Linked DNA regions of Homo sapiens: region 2 is linked to region 1. The links are chromatin loops, found by intact Hi-C in ENCODE. Cell type or tissue: dorsolateral prefrontal cortex. All regions are shown on one strand. Links, peaks and the distances in the headings refer to the core of each region. The heading gives the core; the rest is flanking DNA. Region 1 overlaps LOC105376815 (a long non-coding RNA gene). Region 2 overlaps LOC105376815 (a long non-coding RNA gene).

What was found. A loop is a pair of places that touch in the nucleus more often than their neighbours do. Peaks named below come from ENCODE experiments on the same cell type or tissue, not always from the same donor. Only the 100,000 strongest peaks of a DNase experiment are listed, where the experiment ranks them.
Region 2: it touches region 1 in a loop (3-fold over the local background); 3 of 110 quality-filtered maps call a loop at or near these places.

Annotation. Positions count from the first base shown.
Region 1 is chr1:18,995,367-19,000,739 of GRCh38, forward strand. It overlaps LOC105376815 (a long non-coding RNA gene), which reads right to left. Exons shown (of 3, transcript XR_947015.2): 2 at 1,624-1,693. Among named protein-coding and RNA genes, the nearest start is that of IFFO2, 41 kb to the left of the region's middle. In dorsolateral prefrontal cortex, for the core only: no CTCF peak of the experiment used is centred there; DNase peaks (open chromatin) are centred at 2,295 and 2,578; H3K4me3 peaks cover 431 bases; H3K27ac peaks cover 1,226 bases.
Region 2 is chr1:19,042,943-19,048,315 of GRCh38, forward strand. All of the region lies in intron 1 of LOC105376815 (a long non-coding RNA gene), which reads right to left. Among named protein-coding and RNA genes, the nearest start is that of IFFO2, 89 kb to the left of the region's middle. RefSeq lists an enhancer at 676-1,650. In dorsolateral prefrontal cortex, for the core only: a CTCF peak has its summit at 2,367; a DNase peak (open chromatin) is centred at 2,489; H3K4me3 peaks cover 718 bases; H3K27me3 peaks cover 745 bases.

The sequences.
Region 1 (5,373 bases), core at 248-5,247:
AGGGCCCTGGAGGGGGCTCCCCTCTTGCTCATCCTGAGCCCAAGGCTACAGGTCAGGATCCGTTACTGCTACACCGCTCAGGGAGTGCCTACCTCCTCCTCCTCCTCCTCCCTCCACCTCTCCCGGGAAGGAAGGCTGCAGCCTCCTCAAAGATGGCTTTGGTAGCAGGGGTGTTGCCCCCGAGATCAGTGCAATCACCAAGCTCAGACAGCCCCATGGAAACCCCACAACAAGGCACCCAAACAGAGACCAAACCCATCCCAGGAAACTCAAGGGGCGAGGAGAGGTATCTACTCCACCAGTGACTTAGGAATCTAGAAATTCCGGTGGGGCCAACTGAGCAAGGGGTGCGGGACACCCAGCCTCATTCCATAGAAAGAAATCCCAGGCTCCAAGATGAGTCCCCGTTTTCCATGTGGCCAGAGTCTTTGTCCAAGGCCGCAGAATCCTACCCACATTCTTTATGGGGCAGGGGCAGGGGGTGAGGGGCTCTTCCACCCAGAGAGTAGTTGTTCCCCAACCTTTTTATTCACTCTCAAAATGTATAGATTTATGTATCTATAAGTTATAGAAAAATTCCATTTTTAAATATGTATGCACATAAAAACCAAAGCTCATCTTGCATACCCTCAGCAGCACACACCTCCCTGAGAAGTTTATGAAGGAAGTCTAAGCTCCTTCATGGCTGGGCCCGCAGGTATCACGAGGAATATTTAATACCACTGGCCACCATTGATTGAGGTCTACCATGTGCCAGGGTTTGTGCTACATGATCTACATTTTTAACAATTGAATCCTCACAATACCTATGAGCCCCATCTGACAGAAGAGGAAACTGAGGCAGGGCAGGCCAAGTGACTTACCAAAGTCCCCTTGGCCAACAAGTGGCAGAGCTGAGATTCAACACAGCTCATCTGATTCCTGTGACCTTAACCTCCACTTTACAGGCATCATTTATAGAGTCCAAACTCAGACACTTGGGGCTGCCCCGATTTAGATTCAGTCCTCACAGAAACCCTGGCAGGGGATCACCATTGCTTTTCACATCTTACAGAGGAGCAGAGACTCAGAAAGGCTAAGTAATCTGCCCTAGGTCACACAGAGAGGTAAGTAATGGCAGAGACCCACACCTATCCGATTCCAACATTCTCCTATGAGGACTGTTTTCCCAGGCAGGACTGAAGTCTGGGTCAGTTTGGCCACTTCCACCCACTACCCCCATCTCTGAGTCCAGAGTACAGTAAGTTCTTCTCTAGGTTGAATTTCTCAGACACAAACAAGCATCTAAAACAGTGACTGGCAAATAGTCAGAGCTTGATGAATGATGATGAATGAATGAATGAATGAATGAATGAATGAATGAAAGAGTGAACTACAGAACATAGAGATGAATGGATGAATGAATTTCCCCTGATCACATTCTGTCCTCTCAGAAAGAAAGAGTCTGTGATTCCTACCATGAGAGGCAGATCTGGGTGCCCACCAACACTTCCACAATATCTGGACACCACCTAAGAGGTGTGGTCTAGGATGTGGGCTCACCACGTGTGTTTCTGGAGAACAAGCCCCGTTGTTTCCGCAACAATAACCCACCCTTGGTCCACAGAGCCTGTTTTTACTCACGTTTTCACGGGCTTCTCCCCACGGCTATGGTGAAGTAGGCACTACCCTCCCATTTTACAGGTTGAAGAGCCTGCAACATAGAGAGGGGAAGTGAATTGCCCAAGGTCACACAGGAAATGGGTGGCAGAGTCAGGGGCTTACCTATTCTTCTCACTTTCTCCTTCAGCCTACTTCTGTGTATTGGGATCTAACCTTAAGTCACCATGGTTCAGGGATGGAATCGTTAGGGGTTTGTCCCAAATCCACAGGTCAGGAAACAGCATCCTACTCCTCATTTAGGCAGAAATAACATGGAAATAAACACACGGCAAGGGATCCCAGCTAGGCAGCACAGCCAGGTCCAGAGACCTCCAGAGAGCCACAGGGTGTGTCCCAGGCAGAGTCAGGCTAGGAACCAGGAAGAATCAGGGGCATCACCCAGGGATGGCAAAACAGGCACAACCCAGTAAGAAGTAGACCCAAGAACCTTGGCAAGCAGAATCAGCAATGGGCTCTTCCTCTGCCCTCCTGCTCACCCCTCCTGGTGGGGCACAGTATCACTAAAGAAGCCACATGCCGGATGATGGGCTGGGAGGGCAGAACCTTTCCCTAGAATGGGCATGGTGCTGCGGTGCCTGGCCCTGCTGCCAGCCCAACCCAGCCCGGCCCGCACCAGACAACCAAGCACAATGGCTCTCTCAGGCAGGCAGACAATTCAACCCTTTCAGGCCAAGGGCAGCCGGGCTGGCATTCCCTGCACCTCTGTTTCTCTCTGCCTCCTGTAAGTGAATCACTCAGAATTAATGACCCTGGGAACAATGAATGGGGAGCAGGTTTGGGTTCTTCTTGAGCAGACAGAAGACTGGATCCTAGGAATACCCATTCCATGGCCACTGATGAAGACCAGAGCAGTGGATGCTCCAGGGTCACGGAGGCATGCTGCAGGGTGCACAGAATCATTACTGACTGTGGTCATCCGAACCATAGAGTGTGAGGGCCGCAGCCTCATGGATTGTTTGAGCCACAGATTGTTCTAGTCACAGAGCCACAGAAATCCAGTGTCTCAGAACCATCAATTACTAGCATCCTAGAATCAGTAGCTCAAGGAACCACAGGCTTCCAGGACCATCAATCATCAGTTGCCAGAACTCAGCTGTTTAGGGTGGGAAAAGAGCCTTAGAGACCATCCTGTCTGAGGCTTCATTCTGCAGTTAGGGGAACCCAGTCAGCTGATCAAGGTCACAAAGCTAGGACTAGTGGCCAGGCCTTGCTACTCCCTGTCCTCACTCCATTCTAAAGAAGGGCGCAGGAGCGGCAGCAGCCTCAGCTCGTGGACGCTAGGCTCCTCGGAGGTTGGTCTGGTCCCCCCGTAGAAGATTATCTGACACTGTCAGGGCACTTGTGGTCAAGCCCTTCCACTGCATCAAAACCAGAGGCTTCGTGGATTCTAATGTGAGGATGATGTGTTTTGCAAGTCTGGACAGGCCTGGATTCTTTTAACCAATCCTCCACTTCCTCGCCTAATAAGGGAGAATCATGCACCCTTGTGATTTTACCTGGGGCTCTGCCTACTGGTGATTACACAGGAGAGCGAGCCAGTCCTCCTGGGTTTCAGCTTGAGATACCCATTGCCTCATCAGGGTCACTTCAGTTCACTGCTAAGCCACAGAAGGAAATCCAACCTCACTTTCTAAAGGCCTATCACATGCTAGGTTCAAGAAAGTTACTAATACTAAGAAGAGAGAGACCCCATCCCCACCTTTGAGCCCCTTAGAGTCCACTGAGACAGTCAGATATGTATGTGATTATATTAATATGTCAAAGCAGAATGTGATGGTAATACACACAGAAGAGACAGAAATTAAGAAAAGCTTCATGAGAGAGGGGCATCATTTAAATGGAGTCATTCAATGGCTTTTCTACATATCAGTTCCTGACTTCTGCTTCTGGCTGTGATGGAGTAACAAGGACTGGACTTACCTTCCCACCCTAAGCAACTAAAAAACTGAACAAAACCAGCCAGGCGCGGTGGCTCACGCCTGTAATCCCAACACTCTGAGAGGCTGAGGTGGGCAGATCACCTGAGGTCAGGAGTTGGAGACCAGCCTGGCTAACATGGTGAAACCCCGTTTCTACTAAAAATACAAAAAAAAATTGGGGGGGCATGGTGGCACATGCCTGTAATCTCAGCTACTTGGAGGCTGAGGTATGAGAATCATTTGAACCAGAGAGGTGGAGGTTGCAGTGAGCTGAGATTGTGCCACTGCACTCCAGCCTGGGTGACAAGAGTAAAACTCTGTCTCAAAAAGAAAACAAAACAAAACAAACAAACAAAAAAACAGTCCATGAAATAACTTTTTTCAATCATTGAAAAACAGGAATGACTTAATGTGACTCCTAAGAGAAGATAAACAAATGAAAGGAGCCCTATGTTTGCCTTGGTTTTCTTCCTGAAGTTATATTCCAGATCATGGCTTGGGGCGAGGCATACCAAGCAGAATATAGTACTCTTGCAGAACTGAGGATTTGGAGACTGGAATTCAGGGATTCAGCCAGAAGTTGCGTGGCACAGTTCCAGAAAGGAAAACACTATGCAGAAAATAAACTCCAGAAATCTGCATGGGATGTTTTTGAGTTGTTTCTGAGTCCTAGGTCACACATACATGGGATCAAACCCTATGAGACTGGGCAAAGAACAGCTGGAAAGTTGCAAGCTGAACAATTTCCAGAGTTGGCACAGACCAGGAGACACTGCAGTCATTTAGAGTGGTTAGAACTCATTGAAAACCCAGTCAAGGCTGGGCATGGTAGCTCACACCTATAATCCTAGCACTTTGGGAGGCCAAGGATGAAGGATCACTTGAGCCCAGGAGCTTGAGACCAGCCTGGGCAACATAGTAAGACCCTGTCTCTATTAAAAAAAAGAAGAAGAAGGAGAAGAAGGAGGAGAAGAAGAAGAAGGAGAAGAAGAAGGAGAAGATGGAGAAGAAGAAGAAGAAGAAGAAGAGGAAGAAGAAGAAGAAGAAGAAGAAGAAGAAGAAGAAGAAGAAGAAGAAGAAGAAGAAGAAGAAGAAGAAGGAGGAGGAGGAGGAGGAGGAGGAGGAGGAAAGGGGAGGGGGAGGGGAGCGGGAGGAGAAGGAGGAGATGGAAGAGATGGAGGAGAAGGAGAAGAAAAAACCTATTCAGCAGAGAATCCATAGAGGTCAGGCCTTAGCCACAAGCTGAGCTATCCCTAGCATGAAGGCCAGTTCAGACCAGCCATACCAAAGCTTAAAAACAGGCTTCAAAGGGCTCACACTGACTTGCAAATAACTTAGGTGCCTGTTAGAACAAAGCCCAGCATTCTTTTAAAGGAAGGCAACAGAATTGAGACTCTCAACAATGTAACATTCACAAAATCTAGCATCCGGTCAAAACTTACTATATATACCAAGAAGCAGAAAAATGTGACCCATGGTCAGAAGAAAAATGAGTCAATAGAAGTGTACCCAGAAATAACAGAAATGATGGAACTAGTACACAAATATGTCAAAATAGTTATCACAAGTATGTTGAAGTATTTATGGGAAAAGATCATCATAATGAGAAGGAAAATTGAAAATATAAAAAAGAATTAAGTGAAATTTCTAGAGGGGAAAAAAATATAAGTCTAAAATGAAAAATTCATTAAATGGAATTCCCAGGAAATCAGACACTGCAGAAGAAAAGCTCATTGGCCCTGTAGTTATAGCAATAGAATTTATCTAAAGTGAGGCACAGAGAGAATAAAAA
Region 2 (5,373 bases), core at 257-5,256, 48 kb after region 1:
GCATGGAGGCACAGAGAGGTTAAATAACTTGCCCAAGGTCACGCAGCAATTATGTGGTAGAGCTGGGATCCGAACCCAACTGCCTGGCTCCAGAGTCCCTGTGCTGAACCCCAGGTCCACACTGCCAGCCTGGGGTGGCCCTAATGACTGAGTTTAAGGCTGCCCTGAAAGTGCATGGCACGGCGTCGGGCAGGCAGGCAGGGAAGAAATTGTTGTTGCTGCTGCCCTCAAATGGGGCAAGAAAGGACGTGGGAAGAGCCCCCTGGGTGACTTCCAAACACCTGGGACACAGCACAGTTATAGCGGGGAGGGGACAGCCCCTGCTGAGCCTTCCTTGTCCCGCCCCCAGTCGGAAGCCGAGAGGGGAATTTGGCTGAGAAGGCATCTTCCTCATAGCTTAGATGCAGAGGGCTCTGGAGGCGGGTGATTCAGGGTCTGAAGTGCCTGGGGCTCCTGGCTCTGGGGCAGTGGGGTAGGCTGACAGGGGTGGCCCTGGCGAGAAAGGTGGGTGGGCCAGGAGCCAGATGGGGGTGCCTCATCTAGGTCCCACCGCCAGCATCTTAGAGGGCGGAGGATGAAAGCAACCTGGGGGAGGGGCTCACCTGGGGGCCATCGCAGTAGCCAGGTCTTGGCAGGAGGAGGAGCTCGGCCACCACTAACTCAAAATCAGACTCAAACTGGCCTCAACAATAAAGAGGGTTCTTTAGCTGAAAAGTCCAGAAGTGATTCTGCCTTTAGGTGAGACTGGACACAGCTGGTCTAAATATCACCAAGGGCCAGGTGTGATGGCTCACACCTGTAATCCCAGCTACTCAGGAGGCTGAGACTGGGTGGGAGGGGGTGGAGGGGGGATCGCTGGAGCCCAGGAGTTCAACACCAGCCTAGGCAACAGAGCAAGATCCGTCTTGACAAAAAATTTAAAAATTAGCCAGGCACTGCGGCTCATGCCTGTAGTCCCGGCTACTCAGGAAGCTGAGATGGGAGGATCACTGGAGCCCAGGAGTTCAAGGTTACAGTGAGCCGTGATCACACCACTGCACTCCAGCCCGGGTGACAAAGCAAGACCCTTTCTGAAAAAAATAAATAAATAAAATTTAAAAATAAAATAAAAATCACCCCAATCCACCCTTTTCCCCCATTTTTCCCCGGCCTGCTGCAGAGTTGGCTCCACTTCCGGCTGCAGAGTTCTGACCCCAGGCAGCTCCCAGGGCTATGAGCCTCCCTGTCCCCTCCAGCAGGAGAGAGAAGCTCTCACCTTAGCATCGCCAGCCCAAGGCCTGAGACTCACTCCGACCAGGGCTGGCTTTGGTCACACGTCCAACCCTGTGGCCAGAGGCATGGCATACACTGACTGGCTGTTTGGATCACACGCTGTACCTGGTTCCCCACCGCCTTCTTGGGAAGGGGAGATGGGAAAGGGCAGATAGGGGCTCTGGGCAGGCAGTGAGCAGATGTCTGCCCATCGGCCTCCGGTTCCATGTCTGTCTGGCTGTGTGACCTGGGCAGTCTCCTCTCAGGCCTCGGTGGACTAGAGAAAATGCTTCTGACCTTCATTTTCGGTAAAGAACCCTGATGGTAAAGCTCCAATGAGTAGGGAGGGATAGCATTTGGAGATATATTATAGCAGGGAGGGGACAGCCCTTGCGGAGCCTTCCTTGTCCCACCCCCAGCCGGAAGCCGAGAGGGGAATTTGGCTGAGAAGGCATCTTCCTCATAGCTCAGATGCAGAGGGCTCTGGAGGCGGGTGGTTCAGGGTCTGAAGTACCTGGGGCTCCTGGCTCTGGGGCAGTGGGGTAGGCTGACAGGAGTGGCCTCAGTGAGAAAGGTGGGTGGGCCAGGAGCCAGCAGGAGCTTCTCTCTCCTGCTGGAGGGGACAGGGAGGCTCATGACGAGTTACTGGGTGCAGCACACCAATATGGCACATGTATACATATGTAACTAACCTGCAAGTTGTGCACGTGTACCCTAAAACTTAAAGTATAATTTAAAAAAAAAAGAAATCAAATCCAAGTGGAGACGCCGTGGTTGACGTGGGGGTGAGGGTCCTGATCCCTGCTCCCTGCAGGGGACCCCAAGGGCCTCTGCTGCTCCCTCTGTCCCCAGAAGACATGGGTCACCAGAGTCAACATGGAGTCCAGCACAGTTGCCAGCACCCGATCTCGGCTGGTTAAACCAACCAGGCAACATCCAAGGAAATGCGACCTCAAGGTGGCAGCCCGACGGGCTTGTCATCAAGGAGAGAAGGGGATCCATAAACTCCACTCCCACCATCACCGCCACCCCTCAGCACCCTCAGCCTCCTCAGAAAGCCCCCGCCCCCGACCACAACCTCACAGCTGAAGTGGTGTGGGTGAGGGTGGTGAGGAAGTGGTGCCAGTCGGGGCAGCACAGTCGAAGCCATCACCGCTGTGGGTGATCGGGCCAGAAACCAGGCTGGGGAAGACAGGGTGATAGCCATGAACAGAGCTGCCTTTGACTCCAGAGGACAATGCCCCCCCAGTGTCCCCTGAGGCTGGCCCTTGCTGTTGAGTCACTGTCTGCTCCCTCAGAGCGGTTTGGGCCAATGCTGAGTTATTTCAAAATAATAATAGACTAGCGATGCAGTCATAGAATAGAGAATAGAGAGGCGTGCAGGGTTGCGGCTCTGTTATATGAACTGACACTTACTGAGCCCCTGCTCGGTGTAAAGGCCGTACATGTACTGACTCATCTCACCCTCACGACAGTGACGTGAGGTGGGACGTGAGTTATGCCTGACCTGCATGAGGCTCAGAGAGGCAACAGCACCTGCCCGAGCCACTCAGCTAGAAGTGGTAGGTGGACCCGGGTCTGTGCAACTCAAAGCCTGCAGTTGACACACTGCAGCCATTAATTTTGCAGAAGACGACACTATTTGGTCACCATCATCAAATCTTCCAAGGGTGGAATGGAAGAGAATTCCATGAGAATTCAGAGGACAGAACAATGTCTAACACGGGGGTGTGTCTGGGCAGCAGATTTCAACTCGACCCAGGAAAGAACTTCGTGGCACTCCGAGGGCCAGGGCAGCCTGGTGGTGTGGAATGAGCCATCTATTACTGGAAGTGCCCAGGCAGGGGCTGAAGGTCATTTGGAACAATGTGGCGGGAATTTCCACACTGCTGAGGGTTGGACAAACAGCCTAAGAGCTTCCGTTTGGCTCTGAGGTGCTGGGATTTCAAGTTGATTTATGTAATGGGCCCCCTGCCTGCAATCTCAGCCCCTCCAATCCACTCTCCATGCTGCAGACTGTAAGCTTTCCAAAACACCCCTCCAGCGTGCTGTCCCTGCAGAAGTCCTCGGGCGGCTCACCACCTGTTCCAGTTACCACTGCTGGCTAACAACCCCTTCCAAAACTTAGTGACTTAAAACAACCACCTGACGCTCAGTCTGTGGGTCGGGAATTCAGATGACTCTGCTCCATGATGTCCTGGGAAGATTAGATGGGTAGGAGCTGGGGTTAACTGGAAGAGTCCTCTTCCCATCTGGCTGTCGATGATGGCATAGTCGGGACCACAGCAGGGCTGTTGGTTGGACACCTAGATACAGTCTCACCTGTGGCCTCTCTGCATGGATGGATTAGTTTGGGATTCCTCACTGCATGGTGGCCGGGTCCAAAGAGTGACTATCCCAAGACAGCAAGACAGAAAGGTATTTGTGTGACCTAAGCTTGGAGGTCACAGAGCATCACACAAAAAGCGCCACCGTACACACAAAGTATCCATTATACACAAAGCTCCACCCAGGCTCAAGGGAAGGGGACAGACCCCAGTGCTGGATGGGCGGAGTGTCAAGGCCATTTTGCAAGAAGAGCAAGTGGAACAGTAGCCAGGGTTGCAGCCACATTTGGGAAATATAATCTACCTACCACATGTCACTCTTCAAAAGGGGTCCAAGCCATCACTCGACACAGCTGATGAGGCCCTGTTCACATCTCCAGCCTCCCTGGGTTTTGCACATGCTGTTCCTTCTGACCAGAAAACTTGTGCACACATCCCACCTCCACCCGCTTCACCTGGCCCACCTCTACTCACCCTTCAGGGCTCAACAGAGATATCGCCTCCTCGCCCAGGAAGCCTGCCCTGACCCTGCCCACATCCAGCTGAGTGGGAGTCTCTCCAATCCATGACCACATTTGTCTCTTGGGATACGGTGGCTTCTCTACTGATTGGTCTCCAACAGACTGCAAGCCCCAAGGGCGTGGATAGGGTCTACCCCATCTACTGTGATATCCCTGGCACCTGGCCAAATGCCAGTCCCTTTCTGGGTCCTGCTGGCAGCCTCCTCCCACAAGAAGTCTTCCTGGATTGCACCTGAAAGCATTAGGTGTCTCTCCTGTGCTCCCACGGTGCCCCCACTCTACCCCAAGCAGGTGTTTGGGAATGCCTGGGGGAAGGGAAAAGCTCTTTTCCTCGTTCCCAAGCCAGAGCTTGTTACTGCAATGAAAGAAGCAACAAATTACCAGCCAGGCTTGGGGGCTAATGATGGAAACCAAGGCATTGTTCTGGGTGCTGCTAATTGCATGCCTCCGCAGTGAGGCCCACTCAGCCTGCAGCATGTCACCGCTAACTTCTGCCCATAGCGCCAGGCCCAGCCTGGAAGGGGGCCAGACACAGAGTTTACTGGGGCAGGAGGGGTGTCCCTGGAGCAGTGGGTCCCAAAAGCGTGACTGCAGCTGCCTCTCCTGGAGGCCTATTACAAATACAGATTCCCAGGCCCTGCCCCAGAACCACTAAGTCTATATCTGAGGGGCTGAGTCTCCAGGGATAGGCATTCTTGACAAGCCCCCAAGGGGATTGTGAAGCCCAGCCTAGGCCTAGGGTTTCTGATCCCATCCCCACCCCAAAGCCAGACAGAGACCTTCCACACCTAGCCCAGCTCACCCCGACAATGTGGCAAGATTCAGAAAATGAACCTGTTTAGGGGAGAAGGGTGGAGATGACAGAAGCCTCACCCAGGAACAGAGGTCAGGTCTTCTCATGAGCTGAGAGACCCAGGTCAAGTTAGTGCACCTTTCTAAACATAGGTGGGTTTCCCAGGAAGCTGAGAGACCTCAAACTTCACAGTCTCTGCAAGGCCCTGGGAGGAGCCCTAGCAATGGGCTCACTTGCTTGGAGATTTGTGTACAATTTGTGAAAGTAAGATATCTTAGCCTAGGCACATGGCAGCTCACGCCTGTAGTCCCAGCACTTTGGGAGGCTGAGTCAAGGAGTTTGAGACCAACATGGCGAAATCCCACCTCTACTAAAAATACAAAAATTAGCTGAGTGTGGTGACACATGCCTGTAATCCCAGCTACTCAGGAGGCTGAGGCAGGAGGATTGCTTGAGGCCAGGAGGTAGAGGTTGCAGTAAG